Regions from separate parts of the Homo sapiens genome. Here region 2 is linked to region 1. A link is a contact called in ENCODE Hi-C or POLR2A ChIA-PET data. All regions are on one chromosome and are shown on one strand. Each heading gives the region's core, a stretch centred on a gene start or an enhancer-like site at or near the end of the contact. The rest is flanking DNA. Distances are from core to core; before and after follow the strand shown.

What was found. Hi-C counts contacts between places; a loop is a spot of excess contacts on that map. ChIA-PET counts read pairs that join two places held with the same protein, here RNA polymerase II (POLR2A). Pooled maps may share reads with other maps.
Region 2: a map of IMR-90 shows a loop between it and region 1 (2.5-fold over the local background). The contact joins the enhancer-like site here to the promoter of TGFB3 in region 1. A Hi-C loop is called at or near these places in 3 of 168 maps with a recorded cell type or tissue (Caco-2, IMR-90 and endothelial cell of umbilical vein), 2 of 37 single-sample maps with no recorded cell type and 15 of 50 pooled maps. POLR2A ChIA-PET finds 5 or more read pairs at or near these places in 10 of 52 experiments (A673, AG04450, GM12878 and 7 more).

Annotation. Positions count from the first base shown.
Region 1 is chr14:75,980,745-75,984,000 of GRCh38, forward strand. It overlaps TGFB3 (transforming growth factor beta 3), which reads right to left and starts at 1,251. Exons shown (of 7, transcript NM_003239.5): 1 at 1-1,251. The coding sequence starts at 149. RefSeq lists silencers at 1,556-1,795, 1,926-2,045 and an enhancer at 1,826-1,885.
Region 2 is chr14:75,866,390-75,870,692 of GRCh38, forward strand. The region is part of intron 29 of TTLL5 (tubulin tyrosine ligase like 5); the gene reads left to right. Among named protein-coding and RNA genes, the nearest start is that of TGFB3, 110 kb to the right of the region's middle. Within about 2 kb of position 2,407, at least 20 of the 41 ENCODE cell types and tissues checked have a DNase peak (open chromatin) inside an H3K27ac peak, as active enhancers do; they include A673, IMR-90, PC-9 and 2 more, where a contact is called at or near this core.

The DNA.
Region 1 (3,256 bases), core at 1-2,500:
TTGCTCAAGATCTGTCCCCTAATGGCTTCCACCCTCTTCTTCTTGATGTGGCCGAAGTCCAAGGTGGTGCAAGTGGACAGAGAGAGGCTGACCGTGGCAAAGTTCAGCAGGGCCAGGACCACCAGAGCCCTTTGCAAGTGCATCTTCATGTGTGAGCTGGGAAGAGAGGCCAGGGGGACGGCAAGGCCTGGAGAGGAAGAGACCCCAGCAGACGTGCAGAAGGAGGGAGGAAAACCAGGCGGCCTCCCCAGATCCCAAAGACTGAGGCTTGGCAAGAAGGTGCATGAACTCACTGCACTGCGAGAGCTTCAGGACTTCCAGGAAGCGCTGGCAACCCTGAGGACGAAGAAGCGGACTGTGTGCCTTGTAGCGCTGGGATTCTTGTCCATGTGTCTAAACAGGTTTTGCTGGGCTCTGACTCCCAGCAGGCCAGGTGGAGGGCAAGCAGAGGGCTGGGAGGGGTGGCAAGGCAGCTGGGAGTGGGAAGGGAGCTGGAGTTTTTCCTTAGGTAAAAATAAATAGAGTGGATATCTGATATTGCCAAACGCCGCTTGGCGATGGGGAGAAAGTGGGTATTTTAAAGAAGAAGCAGAAGGACCATGGCTGGGTCCCAAAATCAAAATCCTTGCCTTGCCTTGAAAGAAAATAAGAAAAGAGAATGGAAAAGAAAAGGGAAAAAAAAGTAAAAAAAAAAAGATCACCAGTGAGTAGGTGGGGAGAAGCAGGGCCGGGCAGTTGCTGGCCCAGCTAAAGGTGGGGGCAGTACAGGACACACTTGTCTCTCAGGCACTCCATTCATGCTTTCTCTTTTGTTTACACTTCCTCGGGGGCTTTCTAAATGACTTTGTTCACGCTGCCTCTCGTCTTCATTGGCTGGGGTGTGGGGTTATATGCATTGGAAGGCAGGGAGGCAGGCCTCTGAGCGCAGCAGCCCCAATCATCCACTCAGACGCCCAGGGTCACCAGCACCTCGGCTTGTCTTCTGCCTCGGCCATTGCTTCTGTCCCCTGCTTCTCTTTAAAAAATAAAAAGGAGAAAAAAATAAAATAAAATAGAAGCCAGTTCACGGCACGCCTGCTCCGGAAAGCTGTTATTCCTTCTCTCGCACGCCTCTTCCCCTGTCTCTGCCTCTCTCGCTCATTCCCTTGGACTTGACTCTCTGCTTCCCTCCCTTTCTCTCTCTCCCTCTCCCTCTCCCTCTCGCTCCTCTCCCTCTCTCTCTCACACACACACACATGCACACACACTGCTTTCTCTATTTCTCTCTGCTGAAATTTTATACCTCCCTCCCATGACGTCTCTGGCCTGGGGTGGGGGAGGGAGGGACCAGCGCACGCAGCCTCTTTTGCTGCACGATGTTAATGTTTTAAACAGGCACAGGAAAAGCCGAGCCCTTTTGAAAAATACTTTGCGAGTCCTCTCGTTCGACGTGGTAGCTGAACTTTTTTTCCCCTCTTGGAATCACTCCTGCCACACGTTGGCTGTTTTTCTGGAAAGTTACTCCGATGAGCCCCCTCCCTCCCTTTCCCCCAGCCCCGGCGCCCTCTCGCCAGCTGTCAGTCCGCGCCGTCCGCGGCCCGCGTCTACTCTCCCTCCTGGTCCCCCGGTCCCGGGGCCGCCCGCGGGCCAGGCCCAACCCGGGGCAGGGTCCGCAGAGGGCGCGGGACCCGGTAGGGGCGGCCATGCCAGCCTCGCAGAGGGGACTCCCAGCCTGCGAGCCGGGTCGGAGGGTCGGCGTCCGCTCCGCGGCGATCCTGGCCCGATTCTTCATTGACAAGATCGGAGTCGGGAGGCGGGCAGAAGCCTGGAGACGCTCCAGGGGCAGTGAAAAATGGTGGCGTTTTCCGGAAGATCGAGGGTGCCCTCTGGCGAGGCGAGGCCGCCAGTGAAGGAGCTCGGCTGGTCGGGAGCCGGGGAGGCTCGGGGGCTGGGGGCTGCGGGGTGGGGGCTGAGGGGCGGGAGAAGGGGCTGCGGTAGAGAGCGAGAAAAACAAGACCCAGGCCCCGAGGAATCGCCTCCCTCCCGGCCCGACGTGCGCACGAGCGCACCTCTCCCTCCCCGACCGCCGCTCCGGAGCCGCTCTCGCAGAAATGTCATCCAGATGTTCAGCCTCCCTCCCCGCCGAGGTCTCCGCAGGGAGCTGCGCCAGCGAGCGCGAAGTCAGCAGTTGGCCCGAGCCCATTTCCCAGATGGGTGAGGGGAAGTCGGCTCTGTGCTTTCGCTCCTCTTCTCGGCCCGAACCTCTAGGCCTTTTCCCACGAGCAGCCAAGGGAGGGTAGGGCACGTGGCTCCCCGCACCCCGCAACACAGGGCTTGCCTCTGAACTGAACTTTCCTGAGAGTGAGTGCCGCTCCCACCCCATCTCACTCCAGCCTTCCTGGACCCTTTCTGAGAGGTCTGGCTTCCAGGCCACTAACTGAAGGGGCTGTTCTCTGTATCCCAGCACAGCGGTGGGTCACTTTACGGATGAGGAAACTGAGGCATAGAGTTTTTTGTTTTTTTTTTTACAGACCACACTGCTTGTGAGTGATGGAGGCGATATTTTACACAGGCTATCTAGCTTGGGTAGGCATTACTTTCATTTGCAAAACCAATGGGAAACCTAGGGGTAGAAACTTTAAAAGTAACTTGCCCAAGGTCACATAGTTATTAGGTGTCAGCTGTTGGGATTTGGACCCAGGACGTTGCCAGATTCTGGACTTAATTACTATGCTATACTGCCTCTGAAATTTCAGAAAAAGTTTAATGTTTACTATATACCAGGCACTATTCTAGGCTCTGTGAAGAATATCAGTGAACGAAACAAAACTCCTGCCCTCAGGGAAATTTTATTTTAGAGGCAGGGGTGGGGCAGTGGAGGAGGCGATAAACTAAATAAATATGTAAATGATGTAGTACGGTAAAAAGTGCTGAGCCAGGTGCAGTGGCTCACGCCTGTAATCCCAGCATTTGGGGAGGCCCATGCAGGAGGATTACTTGAGCTCAGGAATTCGAGACCAGCCCCAGCAACACGGCGAAACCCAGTCTCTACAAAAAAATGGAAAAATTAGCCCGGCATGTTGGCGCAGGCATCTACTTGGGAGGCTGAGGCAGGATAATCACTTGAGCCAGGGAGGCAGAGTTTACAGGGGGCCAAGATTGCACCACTGCACTCCAGCCTGGACGACAGAGCAAGACCGTGTCTCAAACAGACAAGCAAACAAACAAATGTGGTGTGGCAGAAAATCAAGCAGGGAAGGAGGATGGGGTGTGCCTA
Region 2 (4,303 bases), core at 1,157-3,656, 110 kb before region 1:
GCCATTGGTATAACTCACAGTGTGGTTAACTGCCTGTTTGAAAGCAGTAGATAGAATTGAAATCTGATTTACCTAGCATTCATCCATAAAAGAGGCCTGTTTATGGAATGCGATGTTAAAGGAGGCCTTATATTTATCTTATATCATATTATGTTTATGAACAGCATCTTTCACATAGTAATCTCCTAATAATGTCTGGGGAAAGTTCATGCAGCCTTTCTCTCATTGTGTACATAGGAAGTTCTCCATTCTTTTCGGCCTCCAGTCAGAACACTTAGATATCCAACTTATTGAAGGTGTTAATTTCTGCTTAAACTCTGATTCAGGATATGAGTTTGGAAATGGACATCTCTCAGTATTCATGGGGAATGAGCTTTGATCTTCATCTCAGTATAGCATTGCACTCATAAATGTAGCAATTGTCATATACTTAATCCACTCCTGCAAAAGACTGATCCTGTGACATGGGAGTGAGAGAGGAAAGTCACCCAGAGCCAGTGGCGGAAGTTTTCAGGAACAGAGATACAAGAAACTTGGCGTGATCCAGTCCATATGATAGAGAGCATAATAAACAAAATAAGACAAAATTGAAACAATGAGCTTTTACACACTGATGGTAAAAACAGCAGTTTGAAAAACATTGTTTTAAGTCAGAGCAGAGGTCAGCAAACTTTTTCTGTAAATAGCCAGATAGTAAATATTTTAGGCTTTGCAGGCCATAGCATCTCTGTTGCAACTACTCAGCTCTGCCATGGTAGAGTGAAAACAGCCATAAACAATATGTAAATGAATGAGTGTGGCGGTCTTTCAACAAAACTTTATGTACAAAAACAGGCAATGGGCTGGATTTGGCCTATAGGTCCTAGTGTGCAGACCCATAGACTAGAGTAACAGAACCATTTGAAGGGCTTGTTAAAACAATTGTTCCTCCATCCCATTTCTGATTCATTAGGTTTGGAATAACCTAATGAATAGGCAGAATCCTCCCTTTTTGTTTTAATAATAATAGCCACCACTTAAGCACTTGCTGTGTTCCAAGCACTATTCAGGGTTCTCTATACACATTAACTCATTTAAAAATGAATTTCAGGGCCGGGCGTGGTGGCTTATGCCTGTAATCCCAGCACTTTGGGAGGCCAAGGCAGGTGGATCACAAGGTCAGGAGTTCGAGACCAGCCTGACCAATATGGTGAAACCCCGTCTCTACTAAAAATACAAAAATTAGCCGGGCGTGGTGGCGCATGCCTATAATCCCAGCTACTCAGGAGGCTGAGGTAGGAGAATCACTTGAACCCGGGAGGCGGAGGTTGCAGTGAGCCAAGATCATGCCCCTCCACTGCAGCCTGAGTGACAGATTGAGACTGTCTCCAAAAAAAAAAAAAAAGCAAAAAAAAAATTTCAGGATGGTTGTGGGAAGTACTGAATCTCAAGAGTTAGGAATGATCAAACAAATCTGTTATATATTGATACAGCCCAATGCATGTCTTCTAATTCTGTCTTTCTTCTCCTGCTGTCTTCCTGCCCCTGAAGGAGAAGGCAAAAGAAAACTTTTCTTTCAGCTGAGTCGGGGACTTTCTTGGGTAACAGTGACTACTGGTGACATCAGCATGAGTAGCTCTCCATGCTGGGGTCTGTGAGGAGGGCTGCACCGGCTGTGAGGCCTGACTGACCTGATTCTAATTGCAGACATTGAGCTGATGTTATTCTTGGCGCAGGACAGAGCGATTACTCAGTAGTTTCTGTTAAAGTGATCCTTTGTTAAACTTCTGCTCCCAACCCACTCCCTGCTTCCTTCCCTCCCACTCTCTTCTCTGCCTCATCCACAGTGAAAAAGAGCCCCAAAAGCAGAAAAATTAAGGACATATTGATGGCCAACACAGAATTGCCGAAGTTTCCTTTAACAATCATGGGAGAAAGGAGAGATTTTAAATACATCTTAATTCTTCACTGGTTCCGGTCTCTTTCGAAACCCCTTCAATTTTTAGTAGACTTAATTTTCAACATTAGTAAATAACTCAAGGTAGGAGAAAACTGTGCGTCCTAAATTTCTCTCATCCTTCTGCCCCATCTGTTCTTTACTTTTCCCTTCCCACCATGTCCAAGTTTACCAAACTAATCTGGATTCAATAATCCTAGCAGAAACTAATGTTCCTATAACAGGCAGGACTGGCAGCAGCTCATTGTTCACATCAAGAGGTCTTTCAGTTTGCTGGTAACATCTTGAGTGCAGTGTGTAACAAGCTTTTTGCTAATGCTGTGTGTGTATATACACAATCCCACAGGTGTGGAAAGGATTCCCATATAAACCGAACCATGTCTTGTTATTTTGCTCCTAAAAGTTCATTGCACGTGTCTAAAAAAATTCTGCCTCCTCCTGCAGGAATGAATTCTGTTTCGCCAAGCCTTCAGCTGCTGTGTGTTTGTGTTGTGGAGGAGGGGAGGGGAAAGAAAGAGAAATTCAGCAGGCACCCTGTCTTTTTCCAAGCAGCTGGCAATAACATGCTAGCTCCTCAGCGTGGCACAAAGAGCAGGCAAACAGTCTAGCCATGCAGGAGGTGTCTTGATACATCTTTATAATGGCGTATCAGAGAGGAAGGTTGGACTGGGGACATGAGAGGGGAGGAGTGTGTGTGTGTGTGTGTGTGTGTGTGTGTGTGTGTGTGTGTGTGTGTGTTTAAGTTCCAGAGCATATTGACTCCGGAACTTAATGTCATAACCTATTGCTTCGTTGTTTTTTTGTTTGGTTGGTTCTTTTGTTCTATTTTATTTTCCCACTTGACTTTTAGCAGGAACTCATACTTAGTGTCTAGCTTTTAGTTATTATTGATTTTCCTAGGACCACTTGATTTAGTAGATTTTGCCAAGCCAAACTTTTATTCTTATTTAATGAAAATACATAGAAAATACATGAAATAATACTGCATTCGGTTGTTTTGGAAATAGGCCACTCTAGACAGGCTTTGGAGTCAGATAACCCACAGCTTAAGTCTTGGCCCTGTCTAGTCCGTGACTTAAGACAGGTTATTCAAACTTTTAAAACCTCATTTTCCTTATCTCTAATTTGAAGATGATGATATATACCTGTGTATTATCATGATTGTAGTTCTCAGGATGTGATATTGATATTACCATATGTCAAGCACCAAAGTGGCCATTTTTTTGTATTATCTCAGTGGATCTTTACAGCTGCCCTCTTATTAGCCTCATTTCACAGATGAAAAAGCATAGTATCAGTTAGATAACTTTCTCTGTGTCACATAAGTAATAAATGGTAGAACTGGGATTTGAACCCAGGTCTGTCAGCCTGCAGCATCCAAGCTCATGGCTATTATGCTATATGCTGCCTCCTGCTGCTAATAAGGCATTCAATAAACAGCAACTGTAAGTACTATTACATAAATTCTAACTTGCAATGTATACATTCAACAAGTATTTTTTTTTTTTTTTTGCGATGGAGTCTCACTCTGTTGACCAGTCTGGAGTACAGTGGCGCAATCTCAGCTCACTGCAACGTCTGCCTCCCGGGTTCAAGCGATTCCCCTGCCTCAGCCTCCTGAGTAGCTGGGACTACAGGCGCACACCACCACGCCAGGCTAATTTTTGTATTTTTAGTAGAGATGGGGTTTTCACCATAGTGGTGAGGACGGTCTTGAACTCCTGACCTTGTGATCCACCCACCTTCGCCTCCAAAAGTGCTGGGATTACAGGCGTGAGCCACCATACCCAGCCAACAAGTACTTACTGACTCCGATGAAACTATGTTTGAAAAGTTATTATCAGGTCTCTTCACCAGTCTCCTACTATTCATAAGCACCATCTCAAAAGAAAAGTTTTCCTGCACTTAGGCCTAGACGTCATCCCAATTACCTCAATCTTTTTTTTTTTTTTTTCCTTTTTCTGGAGAACGGGGTCTCGCTATATTGCCCAGGCAGGTCTTGAACTCCTGGGCTCAAGCTATCCTCCCACCTCTTGCCTCCCTGAGAGCTGAGATTACAGGCGTGAGCCACCACGCCCGGCCTCTCCTCAATTCTTAATGAAAGAAATATCTTAATAAGGTGTTCTTGGGCGTAACAATCTTGGAAATGCCCATCCTTTACCCTCCCTTGTACTTTTATTAAGTAATGGGTTTAGCACCTAACAACACATGCAGTATCCTGACGTTTGTTCTAGAGGTTTGGATAGTAGGAGCACTTGTATGGGTTGTTACTAATTCCTGTGTTATTAATAATACAGGAATGATTTCTGTAATTATTATTTTGTCCTTTCAACACTGTTACTGGTAATGCTATTTTAATTTTATTTC